2 separate regions of the Homo sapiens genome follow, and region 1 is linked to region 2. A link is an interaction called in ENCODE POLR2A ChIA-PET data of the cell type or tissue named here. Cell type or tissue: A673. All regions are shown on one strand. Each heading gives the region's core, and the rest is flanking DNA. Links, peaks and the distances in the headings are about the cores only.

Region 1 (5,384 bases), core at 333-5,332, 320 kb after region 2:
TCTATATACCAACACTGTGGACAAGACAGCTTCCTTGTACACTCCATTGCCCCCTGGTACCCAGGTCAGTTAGACTTAGGACTTAGGAAGAGGAAGGGAGGCATAGCCTTCCTGAATCTTCAAAAATCCCCCAGCCTTCCGGGTTTGGCCCATTCACTTACAGAACCAGACAGGGAGAAAAGCCTTTTAGCTCCCAAGCACTCAGCAAGCCAGACTCTGGATTCTGTTTTCTGATGCCCACAGACATACATCTCTTACCTAGATAACACAGTGCTCTAACATACAAATGTTAATTTCCAGGAAGCAAACTTAAAAAGCCTTCCGCATGTACATTCTTCCTTTTAGAAATAGGAAAACGGACAGAGGAGAATCGCAGCCCTTCCGTTTCTAATTTTCCCCGAGAGCTTACAAAGCCCTCCAAAGTGCAAAGGCATTTGCCCACCGCGCTGCCCGGGGAAGCAGCTCTCCCTCTCCCCTGCCTTCCCCAGCCTGGGCGCCGGAACAATGCAGCAACATACATTTACCAACACCTGCTGGAGCCTATTAATATGCACGGGGACGTACTGATTTTTCCCCCCTCCCTTCCCCTGCCCTCCACACTGAGCAGGCTTTCATCTCCTCCTTTACCATCCATCAGGAACTCATTTCGCCGGCCCCCTCCCCCTCCCACCCCCAGTCCCCATTCAGCCGAGCCCCTCGCTCCAAAAGCCCGGGCTGACGAGCACACTTTGGAATGCACTTCATTAAAATTTAGCTGCCCGATTCCAACCTGCAATGCGGAGGAGGCAATACAAAGCGCGCGCCACACTTCCTCCAGCATCCCCTTCAAAAGCCCCATTGTTCGCCAGGCATCTGCTCCAGAGCCCGGCCTCTCCCTATCCACTGACCTCTGATTTTTTTTTCTCCCCCCTCCCCCTTCCTCCCAGCCTGGCCAAACGGGCCTGCCTGGTGAATTAAAACGCAGCCGCAGCCATCTGGCCCTCCCAAGCTGGCCGGGTTTCTCCCCGCCCCTCCTCCCTGGTCCACACACCACACACGGCATCTTCACCTCCATGGATATTCCCACAACCCAAGCTCAAACCTCCGGTGGCAGGGAGCCTCTGCCGCCGCCTGCCTGTCCCCAGGCTTCCTCCGGCAGCGGAGCGTTCGAATCCAGAGGTGGGCAGGGGGCGGTGGAGGGGTGGCGAGAGGAGATCATGGACCACTTGTACTTGCCTGCAAACCCCAGCCCAATCGCCAAGATTAATCCTTCCCTTTGTGAGCCTGAAACCGCCTCCCACCACGCTGGTCCTTGGCTCTGCAGCGGCTGTAAAGAGAGGCGGGGGTGGGGGGGGGGTGGGACCGAACCCCTTCCTGGGAGAGCTGGGGGCGCCTCGGCCACCTGACCACAGAGCGGTTTTTCGAGGGAAGAGGTGCTGGCAGCAGGAGCAGCTGATGGTGCGAGAAGGGAGAGAAGATGCCCAGGCTTGCGCCTTTTATATTACTGGCGACATTTCTAACACATGACAACAATTTCCATCTGTATTTAAGCCGGGAGTGTGAAAAAAGAGCATTACATCACAGAGCCCGGGCTCCTAGAGGCTGCCGGATATCTAGGCCGGGGGGATTAGGGGGCTGCACCTGCGGAGGGGGCGGGGACTGAGCGAGCCTCTCCCTGCTGGGGCGTGTCAGGTCCCCATCACCCGCATGGCCCTGTGGGAGCCCCTGGACATGGAAAGGCGGGAAATAGGGTTGCCCCATTTGCGACATGCTGGAGGCTGAGTGCATGAGTGGGTGGGTGAGGGCGAGGGAAGGGGCGTGACTCCCTTTCTTGGTTAGGGATACAACCCTGACTTCCCAAGAGCAAGGGACAGAAGTCCCTTCTGATGAAACTGACTTCTGCCTTTCTGCCTCTTCCCCAACTTTGGAAGGAATTCCAATAGATAATAACTCTTATGTTTGAAATAATTGTCTTCCTTTGGAGTTAAAATAAAGACGATGGAGTGGCTTAGAAAATGAATTTGAAGGATCCACTTTCAAGGAATTGACACTTCAAGAATCAAAGGTACAATCTGACTCAGAATCAAGCTGCTTCTCTACTGCTCACCTCTATGTCATTAAAACTCACTGTTTTTAAGGAGTGATAGGATAGTGGATAGGGGGAGGCTGGCCTCTGGTGCAGATGGTTGGCAAAGCTGCCTCTTTAAAAGATTCTCTAAGAGCCGGCGGTATCACCTCCACCCTGTTTCTTTTGAGGGATCCTTCCTCTTCATCCACCTTAGTGAGAAAACTTTATTGAGAGACCTCTAGCTTTGGAAAGGTAAGTTTTCTCTATTTTCAAATGGTCAGTCATTGCTGAAGCTACACCTTGTAGCAAGAGAGTGAATGCCTCCAGACTGTCAAAGAAAGGACGCTATCCACTGCCTTCCTTCTCATAATCCAGGTGCTACAGAGTCACGTGCAAGCATCCTCCAAGAATTCATTACTACAACTTGGACAGGAGGAGATAAAGGGGCTGCAAGATGTTCTGAGAGGAAGAATGCCAAGAAAATAGGGCAAGAGGGGAAAGGAAGCAAGGGCATACCTCTTTCTGGGGTATGTTGGGGGAGGCAATGCAGAAGCTAGATTACAAATGGGTGGATCATAGGATGGCAAAGCAGGCTTTACGGGTGCGGGAGAAAGGTGAGAGGGCAGTGGGCCATTTAGATAACAAGGCAGCACAGATCTTTCCTTCGAATGCAGTATCGGCTGGATTTCATAGCAGATGAGAAAATAAATGTTGTTCCTTCATATTTGCTACTCAGTAAACCTAGGCATGTCCATCTGAAAAATCCAGGGTGTGGAAGGACAGCATGTCTAAGGCCCCTTTTCCTTCTAGTCACTCACTGTGGTCAAAAGACTCAATACTGGAGTCAGACTCACTAGGTTCCAACTCCATCTTTCCATTTTCCAGCTGTGTGACTGTAGATAATTACTTGCCTGTTTCCCCTGGTGTACAAAATGGAACAAAAACTCTCTACTTGTTATACAGATCACACATACAAAGTGCTTGGTACAGTTCACCATACATAACAGGTGCTCACTAAATGTCACCTATCACTACTGCTACTATTATGATTGTTTCTATATAAAACATCTCAACCAAATGAAAGTGTTCATCTTCTACTACTGAGGGGACCTGCAAAATGGAACAGCTCCCAGGGCTTCAATTAGTGAAATGCAAACACCAGAACCCTAGACATCCTGGACCTGCCAGAAAAAAGCGAGTAAGATGTCTCGGAAGAAACACAGATTCGCTGGCTTCATTCTTGATTCACATCTACTTGCAGGAAGGTGAAAGGCCTTAAGAGTTACATGCAAAGTATTTGCTTACCTATTTTGTTTGAGAGAAACAATAAACTTAAGGGAATACTTTATCAACCATGTACATAATACATACGAGCATTTACATCACTTTTCCTCTCAATCATTATTTTTAAAAATGGAAAAAGAAAAGCAGATACTACATAAAACTTTCAAAAGCCTTTTGCCACAAGCTAATGCTGAAAAATGGAATTTGTATTTTATTAGTTTTCCACAAGAAAATGATTGTACAGTACAAATTAAATTGCTCTTTTGCAAGGAATCTGCATAGAGACTTCCCTGAAGGGAACAAAAATACAAAAGGCATTCTTTTTATGAGAGAAAGAAGGGAACTTTTATTCAATAAGTATTCAAGGATGTAGCTTTCCAGTCTTCAATAGGGAAAGAAAAATAGCCGTCATTTTGGTTAGGAAATATCCCTAATAATAACAAATTATTTTCAATCAGAGCTCCAAAGACCAGGTTTCTCTATGTGCAAGAGAAGCACAGGAAAAAGAGTCCATGAAAATCTACTTGGTTTTTCTCAGAGGTGTAGTATCTTGACACACTCAATCTCAAAAACCAAGGCTCTCCCAGCTTGTGTGGTCTCCAGCAGAAGCCAGGAGAGATGCTTAGTTGCATTTCTTTTAAAGTCTCTTTTGTCGCACACACAAAATTAAAACCAGTAGGTCCTGGGCTAGCCAGCTTCATGGGCGCCTGGCTTATAGAGCCAAGGGCAAGCTATGGCTGCAGTGCCTTGAGAGCACAGTTTAGAGAGGCAGTGAAATGTAGACACTTCTTTACTGGCAATTTTTGAGAAATAACTGTGAGAAAAAGGCCAAGAGTTTCTCTCACTGAACACATTGAAAGTAATTAGAGAAATGTTTAGGAATCACAATAAATGCTGTGGAAAAGTGACCACTTGCGAGGCAGTAGAACATACTGGTTATGAGAGTGGGATCTGGGGCTAGACCAGTTCAAAACCCCACCTCTGGCTTTCTCAGTGTGAACCACTGGGCAAACTTGACCTTACAATGACTCTACTTTTTCACCTGTAAAATGAGAGTAAAAGGAGTTCCTGCCTCATGGAACTGTGATGAAGACTAACTGGGTGAATAGAGGGCATGGTACTTAGATCTGAGTTCCCGGCACAGAGAAAGTGCTGACTAAGTATTATTACTGGCACATCAACACGCTAACTCTTAGGTGTGGATTCCCTCTAAATGCTTGCTCTGCATATGTTTTTCCACAAATATTTATTGAGCACATACCAAGCATATAGCTCTGTTGGATATAATAAAGAGGCAGAATATATCCATGGGGTCAGAAAGGGGTTTTATAGTTTGTTTGTTTTTTTAATAGAAATGTCCTTTGGATAAAATATGAACTCACATAACACAGGCCACATTCACTGACTAAAATGTAGTAAGAACAGCCATTAACAGTCAAAGGGAAAGCAAAAATTCATAATAAAATCTGCAGGATGTACCCATATGCCCACACAGAAGGAAATTATAGCCTTAAATGCATTTATTAGAGAATAAGAGAGACAGAAATTAATTATGCTTTCTATGCATGATGCTGTAAAAGTTAAAATGAAATAAATTAAAAAACAAAAGTAGAAAATTCAACAGTGTTGGGACAACTGGATATCCACATGCAAAAGAATGAAGTTGGACCCCCACCTCCACACCAAACACAAAGATTAATTCAAAATGCACCATGGACCTAAAATTATAAAACTCTTTTAAGAGTAAGATAAAAAAGCAGTAAATCTTTTTTATCCTGGGTGACACCAAAAGCACAAATAAAAAAAAAACAGAAATTAGACAGATTAGAGTGTATTAAAATTTAAAACTTTTGTGCTGAAAACAATATCACCAAGTTAGTGAAAAGACACCCATGGAAAGAAAAAAAATACTGGTGAAGCATTTATCTGATAAGGTCCTTGTATCCAGAATATGTGAAAAACTTCTACAACTAAACAATAAAAAGACAAATAATCCAATTAAAAATAGGCAAAGGAATTCAATAGGCATTTCTCCAAAGACAATACACAGATG
Region 2 (5,384 bases), core at 152-5,151:
AAATAACAATTATTGCATATGCCAGATCTTCCCTGTTCTTGCCTCACCCTCTTCTCCCACTCCTCTGGACACTCCCTGCCAGTGAATCTCAGTGGACACCCTGCCTCACCCCCACCCCTTCATAAGGGTAATCCCCACTCATCCTGTAAGACTCAGCTCAATTATCCTCCCTCCAAGGAGTTTTCCCTGACTACTTATATCACCATAATCCCATGCTGGATTAGGAGCCCCCAACAATCCTGTGATTCTGTTTGCTTATCTCTGTCATGACACTTACACATTGATGTGTCAGTCTCCACTCCTGGACTAAACTCCTTGAGCGCAGGGACTATTTAACTCAACTTCATATCCCCTGAAATTAGCAAAGTATCTTGCATATAGTAGGCAAGCCTCACTGTGCAGATGAATTAATGAAAGAAATCAGCCTCGTCAGCCTCAGTGTGCAAATGAATTAATGAAAGAAATTTCAACATGAGGTCAAATCCCAAACATTTACACACATGCACACAGGTGGTATTCAAAATGGCTAACAACCTGTAAATTCACAGACTCATCAGAAAGGACTCTGGCTGTAGAATCAGGACAGAGGCCTGGAGGCATCCTTCAAGAGCCAAGTGTTTCCACTTGGACACATCAAGCAGATCAAGGGGAGCCCCAGAGGGTACAGCAGGTAGCCAGAGGGGTACTCAGGGGCAGCATCTATTTACCAAGTGCAATGAAAATATTTCAATATGTCATCAACTGGTACAGGTGTACTGATGCATACTTGGTGATTACCAGATGTATAGCTATTTGTGTGGGTGTTCATGTGTATAACATATTTAAATATATTGCATACACAGGTATGTATGCAATATAAGATTTCCATTAGCTTGTCTTTTACACATTTTTTATAATAAAACTTCTAACAGTACCCAGAAAGATTTCTGGGAAATGTGTCTTGGCCTAGAAAGATACAATAACTCCTTTTCCCAACCTAGTCTCCATCAGAGAAGCATCTGCTCTGACTTCAGCTCCCAAAACCAGAGTCCCCAAAAGATCCCTTGCAGATGGCTCCAAAATGACACTATTCTCAGTGCACATGCTCCTCTTATAAGCAATGTAGTCATACTCACAGCCTTCCCCCAAACTGGCATTTATTTCCCAAGAGGGTTCTGTACTCTTCTCTAAAAAGATGGAACGAACATTAAAGGTCTTAAGTGATCTAAAGACAACCAGGGTTAGGGAAACCTTCAGAGAAGCTAATTTTGTATTCACAAAGAAGGTAGCAGTGGTCAGGTCCTGCCAGTGGGTGAATTTACAACATATAATTCTTTCAGAATAAGATATGCAAATTAAATCAATTAAATCCTGGCTGTGCTTGGCCATTCTAATGTTCACACTCACCACCACATTAATTGAAACAGCGCTGAAGGAGTCTTAAATTCAGGGTAATAAGTTGTGTCTGAGATAATCAACAGGCAATGCATTCATATCAAGGCTGAGTAAGAAATGCTGATTCTAAATCACTCAAGGATCCAGCACTGCATGTGAGAGAGGCTAGTCGCGTGGTGCTGATACCCGAGAAGGAGCTCTGTTTTTTAATTCTATTGACAAGAGACACAACTCACTCATGAGAGGAGCTGTTTTTTTTTCTCTGACCACCAAGCAGGCATGAGGGTGACAAGAAGAGCAGTGCCTGAGATCTTGACTTAGCAAGAGGTGAAGGGAATAAAATTGCAGAATTTAAAAACGGGGCCAATGGCTAGAAGGCAAGCCAGAAAATGACTGCTACATACCAGTAGTAGCTCAAGACAGAAATGTGGGTGTTATCCTAGATTTATCTCATTCTAATGATCCCTCTGCACCAGCCAATTCATCACTAAATCTTCTTTTTCTGCCTCCTAACTATACCCTTAATCCGTCGGCTTCTGTTGACAACAATTGGCCACCTCCCTAGATCAAACGCTTACCACATCTCCCCTACACTTTCGTAATTGCCTCTTTACTATTTTGCCTGATTTCATTTTTGTTTTCCTCCAACATATTCTCCTTGTAGAAGCCACAGTGGCATCTTATAAATAGAAATTTGATCATGTCACTCCTTGCCTTAAAACTCCTCCATGGCTTCCTGTTGCACGTCAAACAAAATCCCAGCTTTGTATAATATCATGATCCAGCTAGCCAAAATAATGGGCCCCTTCCTACCTCTCTACCTGGGTCTCGGTACCAAATACCCCACTCCCCACCATAATCTTCACCCTCTAATTCCAGCCACATTGGTCACCCTTCACTTCCTCAAAGATTCCAAGCTCTTTCCTCCCCCAGAGTATTTGCAATGCTCTGTCCCTTCTTCCTGGAACATCCTTCCTCACTTCTCCCAGCCTCACTCTTGGTGTCCTTCTACGGCTTCCTCCTTCTGATCTTACTGGTCACAACCTAGATACTACCTCGTAAATGAGCCTTTCTCTGACCACCCATCCCAAAGAACATGTGTTTCCTCCTCCAAAACCCAACATCTTGCAACACCACCTCCCCAAAAGAGAAAGCTTAGTACCTTCTTCTAGGGTTTCCTCCTTATTCCCTTGCTTCAAAGAGACCAAAAACAGAAATCTCAGTTTTTACCCTAGCCATCTCAAGCCTGTGGATGCTGCAACAGTAGCAATGGGAGATTAAATACTCAGAAATCTGCTCCTGCTGGGATCCATTTCCTCTGTCAGCAGGCACACTCCAAAAGGGATGGCAGGAACCCACTTGAGCTGATTTGCTTTGAATCCGGTCAACAAGGCAAGGCAATTTAGCCTCATGTTTAGTACCACTTGCTTTACTAAGTACATTCTGACGAAGTTTTAATGACCTAACCCAGGGAGCACTCTATCTACATGTAAGTAAATTGGTTGAGAACTTTGATTTTCCTACTGGAAATCTCACTATTAATCCATGATTTATTAAGCTATTAGTCAAAGATTTCAACACCCTAAACATGCTGTCATTAATACTTAAACTACCTTCCTACTTCTCACCCTCCTGTTCCACTTCTTGGAATGATTTCTGGAGGCTGTTGCCTCTGGGTATCTGCTATACACCTTACTGGCATCTCCATCTCACCTTATGTTCTGCACACATACTCTTCAGCCTTGAACTCTGCATTATCCAAAGGGGCCTTAAAAGAATTGCCACCGTAGTCTTAGTGAATTTTTGTACTTCTTAATTGACTTCACCCACCTTGGCCCTGTAAGTGATTTTAAAATGCCCAGTAGTGGCTTCTCATTTTTCTCAACTAATTAACCTGTTTAGTGAGATCTGTCTTCTGCAAACTCATTCATTTTTACAAACAAGCTTGAGAATATGATGCAAAAGAAGTATATATAATGGAGAGTATCTCTTTGCCAAGCAGCCTGTCAAAAGAGATAAGATTCTGTATATATATATATATATATATACCCTTCTCTGGGGTTAAAAAATGAAACTCTTGAAGGAAAATAATAATCAAATTACTATTACCACTGTCATAGTCTATTAAAAGGTATGATACCTTCTTTGTACTCATACTAGCATAGGTAATAAGCATTATTCTAAAATTTAATGTTCTTTCCTTTTCTCTTTTGTCATTTATTCCCTTTATCAGAGTTCCTTAGTTTTAAGAAACCAAAACCAAGCTTCAATATCTAAAGATAAAATGAAGTTTACCAGAAAGAAAGAAAAGACTCACAGCATCAACCAGAGATTTAAGACCAAGGATTAGAAAATATTAAGGAACCACAGGACACTGGCAAAAGCTGTGTTTCAGGAATATTTTGGCCAGCTACTACTGCCACAAAACTGAAAAGATAACCGTGCCTACTACTGCTGCCTAAGTGAATGTTATTGGATCTTTCATCTTTGTGTCATCTACTCAAGATAAAGTCCTTGGTGAGAGAATCTGATGGGCCAAACCTAGCTCATGTGCCCTTAACCCAGCAGGCAGGCAACATGGAGAAGGGGAAGCTGACCCTTGGTGGGGATGCTGTGGTACACTGACAGATCTCTCAAGACCCAGGCTCTCAATTCCCCCAGCTGCTGGGGATATTGCCTGCTGATGGTTCCCAGATAAATCCCTCCCCTGGAATTGTCCTCCACTGGGAGAAGCTGCCTCACCCAAGGGTACACTCTGTACTGGGGGCAGCCTGCATTCAATGCCTGGGTATGTTACTGGAAAGCGGTCCTGATCCAGATCCCAGGAGAAGGTTCTTGGATCTCATGCAAGAAAGAATTCAGGGCGAGTCCAAAGTGCAAAGCGAAAGCAAATTTATTAAGAAAGCAAAGTGGTGAAAGAACAGCTGCTCCATAGACAGAGTAGGGTGTTCCCGATTGTAACAGGAAGAACGCACCCAGTCTAGGTACAATGCTTGTTTATATACATGATAACAACAACAACAACAACAAAAAGTCATGGGGATAAGTGCTCTGCTACAAGGGTTTGTGATAAAGAATTTATTTTATTACTATATTTTGCAAGAATCGATATTATTATCTTTAAAGCAAAATTAGGAATGCTTCTGTTCTCAAGGTATTGGGATATCAGGACTTTCCTGAGTCTGGGTCTGTTTAGTAAACATTATCAATCTGTTCCCTTAATCATAAACATCTAGAGGCTAGGAATACCTCACTTTCTGTGAATGCATTCCCGCAAGCCCCAGCCTCATTTTTCCTAGCCCTCACTGAAGATGGATTCCCCTCTGATTCTAATGCCTCTGACAGTTGATAAAGGAATACAAATGCCTGCAAACTGTGCCTCAATTTGGGATATCTCTGAAGAGCCATCTTAGTCTCAGAGCTCCTTGTGGAGTTGACTGAGGCCTTTATGCAAACTACATTACAGTTCAACTTCACCCTCTGCCCCATCCAGCTTTCCTCACTCCCCTACCTGTGTTGTTCCTAAGAGTACTCCCCAGCGAACCACCTGCAGGCAAACATCTGTCTCAGGATCTGTTTTGACAGCCTCCTTCAGTTTTCCAAAAAGAACTACACATAATAGGATATTGTGCATAAATAAGACAGGGCATGGATACTGGGCAATCAAATAAAATGGCATATGTCCACTGCATGCTCAAATACTTTTCTGTATCAAGTAAGATGCTGCCATTAACAGTTGACAATTTAGAGTTTCATTTAGAACTTTTCTATGGAGTCAAGTCAGTTTCTCTACCCCCATTCATCCATTCCCTTCCCCCATTCTCCCTAGCTCACTCTTTCATATATTTAGATCTATATATTTCTCTCCATTAGCTGTTTCTCTAGAGATGATAGAAATAGCAATCATAATGGAAATAGAAATTAGATAGATGTGGAGATCAAGAGACTCAGAGATTAAGAGAGAGAGCCCTGAAGTCATTCTACTTCTCTCTGTCCTTATGCTCTTCTCC

What was found. ChIA-PET counts read pairs that join two places held together with the same protein. Peaks named below come from ENCODE experiments on the same cell type or tissue, not always from the same donor. Only the 100,000 strongest peaks of a DNase experiment are listed, where the experiment ranks them.
Region 1: POLR2A ChIA-PET joins it to region 2 with 8 read pairs; 1 of 35 experiments calls an interaction of 5 or more read pairs at or near these places.

What each region holds. Positions count from the first base shown.
Region 1 is chr3:65,596,600-65,601,983 of GRCh38, forward strand. The region is part of intron 2 of MAGI1 (membrane associated guanylate kinase, WW and PDZ domain containing 1); the gene reads right to left. Among named protein-coding and RNA genes, the nearest start is that of MAGI1-AS1, 290 kb to the right of the region's middle. RefSeq lists an enhancer at 1,355-1,906. In A673, for the core only: no CTCF peak of the experiment used is centred there; no DNase peak of the experiment used is centred there; H3K4me3 peaks cover 346 bases.
Region 2 is chr3:65,275,286-65,280,669 of GRCh38, forward strand. The region is part of intron 3 of LOC107986094 (a long non-coding RNA gene); the gene reads right to left. Among named protein-coding and RNA genes, the nearest start is that of LINC02040, 100 kb to the left of the region's middle. In A673, for the core only: no CTCF peak of the experiment used is centred there; a DNase peak (open chromatin) is centred at 2,716; H3K27me3 peaks cover 2,901 bases.